2 separate regions of the Homo sapiens genome follow, and region 2 is linked to region 1. A link is a contact called in ENCODE Hi-C data. All regions are on one chromosome and are shown on one strand. The core of a region is the stretch at or near the end of the contact, and the rest is flanking DNA. Distances in the headings are between cores, read along the strand shown. Region 1 holds the start of RPS21 (ribosomal protein S21). Region 2 holds the start of LINC00659 (long intergenic non-protein coding RNA 659).

Region 1 (5,094 bases), core at 2,595-5,094:
GATGCAAAATAAAATCCACTTTTTAAAGGATACAATTTGACGTTTTGACTTTTTTTTTTAAGACAGAGTCTTGCTCTGTCGCCCAGGCTGGAGTGCAGTGGCGTGATCTGAGCTCACTGCAAACCTCCGCCTCCCAGGTTCACGCCATTCTCCTGCCTCAGCCTCCTGAGTAGCTGGGACTACAGGAGCCCGCCACCATGCCCGGCTAATTTTTTGTATTTTTAGTAGAGACGGGGTTTCACCATGTTAGCCAGGATGATCTCGATCTCCTGACCTTGTGATCCACCTGCCTTGGCCTCCCAAAGTGCTGGGATTACAGGCATGAGCCACCGCACCTGGCCAATGTTTTGACTTTTATATGCAACTGTGAAACCATTGCCATCATCAAGACAGCATATACCTCCCATCACTCCCCGCGTTTCCTGTGTGTGTCTGTAATCCCATCATCAAGACAGCATATACCTCCCATCACTCCCTGCGTTTCCTGTGTGCGTCTGTAATCCCACTTGCTCACCACCCCACCCCAGGCAACCACCAACATGATTCCTGTCAGTTTTGATTGGTTTGCATTTTCTAGAGTTTATACAAATAAAATCACACAGTATGCTGTCTTTCGAGGGGGACGTACCATTATTTATCCATCTGCCTGTTGGTGTATGTGTGGATTGTTTCCATTTTTGGCTATGACACATAAAGCCTCGATGAACATTTCAGTACCAGTCTCCGAATGGACATATGTTTTCTTTCCTTTTTTTTTTTTTTTTTGAGACGGAGTCTCGCTCTGTCGCCCGGGCTAGAGTGCAGTGGCGAGATCTCGGCTCACTGCAACCTCTGCCCAACGGGTTCAAGTGATTCTCCTGCCTCAGCCTCTCCAGTAGCTGGGATTACAGGCGTGCACCATCAGGCCCAGCTAATTTTTGTATTTTTAGTACAGACAGGGTTTTGCCATGTTGGCCAGGTTGGTCTCCAACTCCTGACCTCAGGTGACCCACCCGCCTTGGCTTCCCAAAGTGCTGGGATTACAGGAGTGAGCCACTGCACCCAGCCTGGATACAGGTCTTTTATCAGATACAGGTTTTGAAAATATTTTCTGCCAGTCTGTGGCTTTCTTTCTTTCCTTCCTTTCTCTCTCTTTTTTTTTCTGGGTCTCCTGTCACCCAGGCTGGAGTTCTGTGGCATGATCATGGCTCATTGTAGCCTCCACCTCCTGGCTCAACTGATCCTCCCACCTCGGCCTCCTGAGCATCTGAGACTACAGACACACACCACTACATCCGGCCAATTTTTAAATTTTTTTGTAGAGGGGTTTCACCATGTTGCCCAGGCTGGCTGGCCTCAGACTCCTGAGGTCAAGCAATTGCCTGCCTCAGCCTCCCACAGTGCTAGGGTTACAGGCATGAGCCATCACTCCTGGCCTCTAATCTGCTTTTTTTGATGTGTCTTTGTCTGATTTGGGTATCAGGATAATACCGGCCTCATAAAATGATTGGAAGCATTCCCTCCTCCTCTATTTTTTGGAATAGTTTCAGTAGGATTGGTATTAGTTCTTTAAAAAATGTTTGGTAGGCCAGGTGTAGTGGCTCACGCCTGTAATCCCAGCACTTTGGGAGGCCAAGGCGGGCAGATCACGAGGTCAGGAGTTAAAGACCAGCCTGGCCAACATGGTGAAACCCCATCTCTACTAAAAATACAAAAATTAGCCAGGCGTGGTAGCAGACCCCTGTAATCCCAGCTACTCTGGAGGCTGAGGCAGGAGAATCGCTTGAACCTGGGAGGTGGAGGTTGCAGTGAGCCAAGACCGCACCACTGCACTCCAGCCTGGGAGACAGAGCAAGACTCCGTCTCAAACAAACAAACAAACAAACAAACAAACAAACAAAAACTAAGAATAGAGCTGCCATAAATAAAGCAATCCCACTGCTGGGCATATACCCAAAAGAAAGGAAATCAGTATATGAAAGAGATACCTGGCCGGGTGTGGTGGCTCATGCCTGTAGTCCCAGCTACTGAGGAGGCTGAGGCAGGAGAATCACTTGAACTCTGGGGGCAGAAGTTGCAGTGAGCCGAGATCGCACCACTGCACTCCAGCCTGGGTGACAGAGCGAGACTTTGTCTCAAAAAAAAAAGAAAGAAAGGAAGAGATACATGTGCTACGATGTTTATCACAGCACTATTATTTGTGGGAGCTAAAAATTAAAACAATTGAATTTGTGGAGACAGACAGTAGAAAGATGGTTACCAGAGGCTGGGAAGGGTAGAACAGTGGGAGGAGGGGGGCAAATGGGGATGGTTAATGGGTATAAAAAGACAGAAAGAATAAGACCTAGTGTTTGATAGCACAACAGGGTGTCTACAGTCAATAATGATTTAATTGCACATTTTAAAATGACTAAAAGAGTATAGTATTGGATTATTTGTAACGCAAAGGATAAATGCTTGAGGTGATGGATGCTCCATATACCCCATGTGATTACTACGCACTGCATGCCGGTATGAAAATATCTCATGTGCCCCATAAATGTACACACCCACTATGTACCCAAAAAATTAAACATAAAAAAACTTTTTTTTTTTGAGACGCAGTCTTGCTCTGTCGCCCAGGCTGGAGTGCAGTGGCGGGATCTCAGCTCACTACAAGCTCCGCCTCCCGGGTTCACGCCATTCTCCTGCCTCAGCCTTCCGAGTAGCTGGGACTACAGGCGCCTGCCACCACGCCCAGCTAATTTTTTGTATTTTTAGTAGAGATGGGGTTTCACCATGTTGGCCAGACGGGTCTCGAACTCCTGACCTCAGGTGATCCACCCACCTCCGCCCAAAGCGCTGGGATTACAGGCCTGAGCCACCGCACCTGGCCACTGAGTCTTAAGTTTTCTGAGGCTAGTTCTACATCCTAGGATCATGTCCCCCGCCCAGAGAAGACCCCAACATAGGCCGCGCTGCTCCCTCCGTCTACCGGTTTGGAGCTTCTCCTGGCAACAGGGTTCAGGCTACTAACAAGGCCTTCCTCAAGACCCCACCCATAACCAACGACCATACTTCGTGGGTCCATCTTTGTAACATCTTTACTTCCTTGGAGCAAATTCCCAGGAATGGGTTTTCGGGGTCCAAGGGTATGCACCTCTAGCACTACGACAAACGCGGCCAACACGCTTCAGGGAAACGGTGCCCCAGTTTGCATTCTGCTTCCCCTGCCCTGCCCTGGGGGTCTGACTGGTGAAACATGGGATGGCAGAGTGGTCGGGTGTTTCAGATTCCACGGTGGGCCGGGGTCTTTTCCTACCCTCGGGAGCCGTCTGAATTTCTCCTCTGCCGAGTTCCTGCGGGTGTCCTTCGCCCACCGGCCCGGGGGAGTGAGTAGCAGGCACCAGGTGAGCAGGCCTCCGCTCGCAGCGGCTACGTGCACGGGCAGGAGCACCGCCCCACGCCCCAGGTGGCCGCAGGGTGAGGGGACCGGAGGGCGGGAGGCGCACAATGGGGGGCACGCCCGTATCTCTAGCCCGGCCGGCAGCGGGCAGCGAGGCTCAGTCCTCGCCCCTTCTCCCAGCTGCTATTCGGGGCTCCCGAGGCGCTCAGAGGGGTCGACTGCGTCCGTGGGGCACAACCCAGGGGCCAGGCTAAGACGCCACACACGGCAACGACCCTCAACGACAACGACCCCCACGACGCCCCGCGCCCCAGGGCCAGCAGGCTGGGGTCCGAGAACCTCCTTGCCGGAAGCGGAAGTGCGTCACGGCGACGGCCGGCAAGCACGCACCGCGCAGACTCGCTGTGGTGGCGTGACCCGGAAGCGCTCGCCGAGGCCCCTCCTTGCCCGCCGATATCTCTGCCGGGTGACTAGCTGCTTCCTTTCTCTCTCGCGCGCGGTGTGGTGGCAGCAGGTGTGGCGCGCGGCGCGGGCTTCGGGCTCAGGGCTGGGGCTGGGGCGGGAGTGGGGGCTTGGACGCGGGGGACGGGGTGCGGGGTGCTGGGTGCGGCTGGGGCCGTGACCCTAGGGGCCGGTTTGCGCCGGGAGCCGGGGCACGGTTCCGGCCGTACTCACGGCGCCGCGCGGTGACTCCCCAGGCGCAGCCCAGCCTCGAAATGCAGAACGACGCCGGCGAGTTCGTGGACCTGTACGTGCCGCGGAAATGGTAAGCGCCCCCCACATGCCTCTCTTCCGTCCTTACCTAACCACCACGTCCCCTCGCCTGCCCTTGTTCCCCCACACCCCTCCCGTCCTTACCTCGTCACGTCCCTAACTTGTCCTGCCCCCGACGTTACTCTTTTCCATTCATATACCCCCAACCTCCCTCGTCCCCTCTTTCATTCTTACCGCCCAAGTCCCCTCTGCTCACTGCGCCCTTTCTCCACAGCTCCGCTAGCAATCGCATCATCGGTGCCAAGGACCACGCATCCATCCAGATGAACGTGGCCGAGGTGAGCTGGGAGCCCGGGAGGCGGGAAGGTTGTGATATATGTGCGGGAAAGGCAGGCTGTCCCATTGTGGAGGAGCCCCTGGGGTGAAGGTACAGGCAGAGGCTGGCTTTGAGGATTGGTGTTTCCCAAACCTGGGGGAGTGGTTTGTGACCCTTCTTCTCTTTCTAGGTTGACAAGGTCACAGGCAGGTTTAATGGCCAGTTTAAAACTTATGCTATCTGCGGGGCCATTCGTAGGATGGTGAGTGTTTCCCTGGGCTTTGCTCATCACTTCGGGACATCGTGGACTTTACCGTGCGCATTGGAGTGTGTGATGGTGCCTGAGTAGATCTGCTGGCAGAGTAGTTTGAGCCAGCTGGACTGGGCTGGCCGCCTGCCGCTTCTTGAGGGTGGAAGAGGGGTGCTCTGAGAAGACACTCAGGCAGCAGACTCTGCCTCTCACTAGGAGGTGCCCCCCCGACCCCGCTCCACCATAGTCAGGCTGCAGGCTGCCCCGGGAGAGGTGGCTCCCCTTCTGCGCCTGTCTCCATTCGCTCAGCGGGGGAGAGACGTGGGCTGGTGGCACAGCTGACCTTCTGCCATCTCAGGCAGCCGGAGTGGAAATATTCTTAGTGTGCTTTTTTTTTTTTCTTAAGGGTGAGTCAGATGATTCCATTCTCCGATTGGCCAAGGCCGATGG
Region 2 (4,995 bases), core at 119-2,618, 390 kb after region 1:
CCCAAGGACAAGGGCAACAGAGAGTGTGAAAAGCTGGAGTAGACAGGACAGAAAACAGGGTGCAGCGTCCCCCAGGTTGGCAGATAGCCCAGCCCCAGGGACCCCACAGCCATGGCAACCTGTGTGAATGAGCCCCAGGAGCAGGGCAGTACACGATCTGCGCGACTGTGCGGGGCAGCCCTGGGTCTCTGCCTCAGGGGAGAGATTGTGTCCTCGCCTTTTGTGGTTTCTAGAGGTTCCTGCCCTCCTTGGCTGCACGGCATCTCCCAGCCTCTCTCTCCCTTCCGTCGTCCCCTCTCCTCCTCTGACCCTGACCCTCCCAGTCCCTCTTAGAGGGGCTGTGATTAAACTGTGCCCACCCTGACCATCCAGAATAATCTCCCATCTCAAGGTCCTTAACAGCATGTGGAACTGCACTAGCCGCCCCAAGGCCCCCAAAAGGCAACCCTGGATTGGGCCCCCCAAGTTGCCTGGGATTCATGGCCACCACCCGGCTCGACGGCTCCAGACCGAAATGCACCCAGTTATAGAAACAGACAGTTGCCTCTTGAATGTGCACATGTGTGAGGAGAGTGTCACACCCGTCGAATTAAGGTGGACCCGCCATGAGTGGGGGCAATGCTGGCCAATGCCCACCTGCCCAGCACCCACAGCTCTCGGCCTGGGGCTCCCTCTGTCTCTGGAGCCCGCACTAAAGTGTGCGTCTCCATCCACGACTGGCAGGGCTTGGGGCATAGACATCCCGCTGCCTTGCCTGGAGGCGCCCCAGGCCTCCACTCCCACACTGTCTCAGGGCTCCCCGGGGCTCGGCTCTCCTTGCTCACAGTGGTCCGGGCTGGGGTTCCTTCTTGGTTGCATTTCCAGCTGTGTTCTTTCCTTCACTTTCTCACTCTCCCTTGCCTCAGGGTCTGCATCTGGGGGTCCACTGGGGAGGACTCAGCCTCTCCCGCGTCCTCCATCCCACACACCTGTCCCTGGGCAGCCACGGGGAACAGGAGCACAGGGGACAGCAGGCAGAGGGCAGCGCCCGGGCGAAGGGGACTTTCGCCCTTGCTTCATGCAGCCCTGGCACCCGCAGCAGGGTAAGACGAGATCCCAGAGGAGGAGTCTTGGCCGCAGAACTGCAGGGCCAAGGCACCAGCCGCTCGGGGGCCTGGAGAGCTCAGGTCACAAACTTGAAGTCAGCTGCCCAGGAAGCAGCCTCAGCTGGGGGTCACAGGCCAACTGGGCAGTGCCCTTGGCCACACCTGTGGAAGGAGGACAGAGGAGGGCAGGGCGGAGGAGGGAGGTGCTGGGCTGCAATGTCACCTCTACAGACCTCGGCTGATCCCAAGGGGGTCCACAGTGGATATGGTCCTTCAGGGGTGCCCTTGAAGGCAGGAAGGGGACAGGACTTTATACTGTTCCTCCCACCCCTTCGAGCAGTCACCAACTGCAGCCCAGATGAGGTCAACAGGTACAGAAAGGAGGGGGTGGGACAGGAAGGAGGGGCGGGACAGGAAGGAGGGGGCGGGACAGGAAGGAGGGGCAGGACAGGAAGGAGAGGGTGGGACAGGAAGGAGGGGCGGGACAGGAAGGAGGGGGCGGGACAGGAGGAGGAGATGGGAACAGGGAGGTGGAACGGGAAGGAGGAAATGGGACAGGAAGGAAGAGATGGGAGCAGGAAGGAGATAGGACTGGAAGGAGGAGATGGGACTGGAAGGAGGAAATGGGACAGGAAGGAGGAGATGAGGCAGGAAGGAGGAGATGAGGCAGGAAGGAGATGAGGCAGGAAGGAGGAGATGAGGCAGGAAGGAGGAGATGAGGCAGAAAGGAGGAGATGGGACGGAAAGGAGGGGATAGGACAGAAACGAGGGATCAGGGTCCTATTCTAATCTCCTGGGGGCATGATTGCAGGGGGTGACATGATTACTTCCAGCCAGCCCTACATGAGCCACCTCGTCCATGGAGTCAGCCCCGCCAGGGCAGCAGAGCCCTGGGTTCGCACAGGGAGCCAGGGTGGCGTGGGGCCTGCATTGCAGACTCCATTTGTCCACATCAATCACTTCTCTACGGCCCAAATCACCCTTAGTTGCCCAGTTCCTGCTCCGCGGCAGTCTGGCTCCTGCTGGCGCCCCAGCCATCTGTCTGCATTAGAGAATGATGCTTGCCAGGGCCTCAGGGAGGTGGCACGGATGGGCAACACTGTGCTCCCGGACCAGGTGACAGACACCACCTCATGCCCCATGGCATGGACCTCCACCTGTCTGATGGCTTTGCCCCAGCCTATCTGATGGCATGGTCCCTGGCCAGTCTATCTAATGGCGTGGTCCCCAGCATGTCTGATGGCGTGGTCCCCAGCCTGCCTGATGGCGTGGTCCCCAGCCTGTCTGATGGCATGGTCCCCGGCCTGTCTGATGGCGTGGTCCCCAGTCTGTCTGATGGCGTGGTCCCCGGCCTGTCTGATGGCGTGGTCCCCGGCCTGTCTGATGGCATGGTCCCCGGTCTGTCTGATGGTGTGGTCCCCAGCCTGTCTGATGGTGTGGTCCCCGGCCTGTCTGATGGCTTGGTCCCTGGTCTATTTGATGGTGTGGTCCCCAGCCTGTCTGAAGGTGTGGTCCCCAGCCTGTCTGATGGCGTGGTCCCCGGCCTGTCTGATGGCTTGGTCCCTGGTCTATTTGATGGTGTGGTCCCCAGCCTATCTGAAGGTGTGGTCCCCGACCTATCTATCTGATGGTTTGGTCCCCAGCCTGTCTGATGGCGTCGTCCCCGGCTTGTCTGATGGCATGGTCCCCGGCTTGTCTGATGGCATGGTCCCCAGCCTGTCTGATGGCATGGTCCTCAGCCTATCTGATGGTGTGGTTGGTGTGGTCCCCAGCCTATCTATCTGATGGTGTGGTTCCCTGGCCTATTCGATGGTGTGGTCCCCAGCCTGTCTGATGGGGTGGTCCTCTGTTGGCTGGTGTGATCCTGCCTCTTGTCTCACATCGTGAACCCTGGCCTGCAGGAGGTGACCCAAGGCTGATGACTCCTTCTCCGGGGCCCTTGCACCACACAGCCTGGCCCTGATTACAGCCCCTGGGCTCCTGTACCTGTCCTCGCAGCCCCCACTCTGCCACTTTGCATTTGTCTGTTTCACTCAACACACATTTAATGAGCACCTACTGTGTGTACCAAGCCCAGTGGGGAACAGCACATCAATGAGGCTGGTGCGGGAGGCCTTGGGTACCCTCCGTCTGGCTCCCCGCCCCAGCGCATGAGGCTGCCTCTCTGGGTCTCGGACGCCCACACCGCAGTGTCTGGGAGAAGGCCTGGAAGCCTGCATTTGGGCAGTGGCTCTGGGGCCCGGCCTTGCTGGCTTCCGGTGGCCCCAGGCAATGACTCCTCCCTGTCTCCATTTACAGATGGGGAGAGGAGCTGAGGATGGTGGGCCCGTGACCCTGAGTGGCCAGTTCATTCCCCAGGCCCTGACTGGTGCAGCAAGAAAGAGAATCCGCCTTGGGTTGGGGGATGTGGCATGAACTTTAAGATCCACCCTTTTCCACCCTGGGATCCTGGCCCCCGTCCCGCATCCCAGCCCCAGCCAGGACAGCCCCTGGCCACACCTTCTCGGCACATCAAGAGTCATGAGAGGCAGCGTCTGCCACCAGGAGGCCTCGTCCCACCGGGCCACCTGGCCAGGGCAGCTGCGACAGGAGGCAGAGCTGAGGCCCTGAGCCCTCCTCTGCCCATTCCCAGCTCACCCTCAGGGTTCTAGCCCTGTGTCGCTGCCCCTCTGATCCAAAAACTTGCCACAGGTCCCCTCCCTGCCATGCTGCCCTCTGAGTGACACCCACCCCCTGCAGCCCCCACAGCCCCCACCTTCCCTTCAGAAAGCAGGAGCTGTTGGCCCCGGGGCCCCGCCCACAGGCCACGGTGTCAGTGGTGGCTGAAGTCCGCCGTGCTCACCAATCCTCTGCAGTCTCGCCCCTGCAACAACAGCACTTGAGGAAGGAACTGGCCACGCAGCCTTTCATGAGGTGGGAAACTGAGGCTCAAGGGTGTCTGTACTTTGAACTGGACCACCCCGCTGTGAGAAGGAGCAGGGCAGAGACTGGGAGCACCCACCCTCCCGCACCCTGTGTGCTGACATGAGCTCATCCCTGCTGCTGCAGGGCCAGAGAGACAGACGGACAGTTTGACGGTGGTCCCTGGAAGGGTCGACACAAATGAAAAAATTTTTTAAATTAATCTTCTTTCCTGCAAAAGGGAAAACAGACCCCTTTTCTTTCGGCTTTTAGTTAGAAAGCTCTTCGTTGTGGATTCTTTGAATGTGGGTAAATCTTTTTTTTTTTTTTTCTTTTTTTTGTGATGGAGTCTTGCTCTGTCGCCAGGCTGGATTGCAATGGCACGATCTTGGCTCACTGCAACCTCTGCCTCCCGGGTTCAAGCGATTCTCCTGCCTCAGCCTTCTGAGTAGCTGCGACTACAGGCGCCCGCCACCAGCCCAGCTAATTTTTTGTATTTTAGTAGAGACAGTGTTTCATCATGTTGGCCAGGATGGTCTCGAACTCCCTACCTCGTGATCTGCCCACCTCAGCCTCCCAGTGTTGGGATTACAGGCATGAGCCACCATGCCCAGCCAAATGTGGGTAAATCTTTTTAAAAGCTGAATAAGCCCCCTGCCTGGGCACAAGCCAGGGATGTCTTTCCCAGGGGCAGGATGCACCATCTTTGAAACGTGGACATCAAGGAAGGCGGCACCTGCCTCCCCGCTCCCTGCCCAAGCCCAGGAGCCCGACTTTGGCGGGCGCAGTGCTTCAGAACCACCTCCCGTCGTAGAGACACGAGGAGTTTGTTTTTCCTTTGGATAAAGCCAATTAGCTGGCACAGATGGTCACCCCAGTCCCCAGGTGGATGTGTGGTGGCGTCTGTGTGACAAATGGTGCCGCCAAGCCGTCCCACGGGAAGACGAGCTCCTGTTTGTCTTTCAAGGAGAGATGCACGTAGCGGACTGCATCCGCCCGGCTGTGTGCA

What was found. Hi-C counts contacts between places; a loop is a spot of excess contacts on that map. Pooled maps may share reads with other maps.
Region 2: a pooled map shows a loop between it and region 1 (7-fold over the local background). The contact joins the promoter of LINC00659 here to the promoter of RPS21 in region 1. A Hi-C loop is called at or near these places in 5 of 50 pooled maps.

The regions. Positions count from the first base shown.
Region 1 is chr20:62,383,259-62,388,352 of GRCh38, forward strand. RPS21 (ribosomal protein S21) reads left to right here and starts at 3,845. Exons shown (of 6, transcript NM_001024.4): 1 at 3,845-3,878; 2 at 4,063-4,130; 3 at 4,353-4,416; 4 at 4,585-4,656; 5 at 5,051-5,094. The coding sequence starts at 4,081. RPS21-DT (RPS21 divergent transcript) reads right to left here and starts at 3,731. Exons shown (of 1, transcript NR_186459.1): 1 at 3,045-3,731. RefSeq lists enhancers at 2,983-3,032, 3,311-4,002, 4,003-4,694 and silencers at 3,383-3,502, 3,933-4,122.
Region 2 is chr20:62,775,488-62,780,482 of GRCh38, forward strand. LINC00659 (long intergenic non-protein coding RNA 659) reads right to left here and starts at 1,369. Exons shown (of 3, transcript NR_046225.1): 1 at 1,319-1,369. RefSeq lists a silencer at 676-837.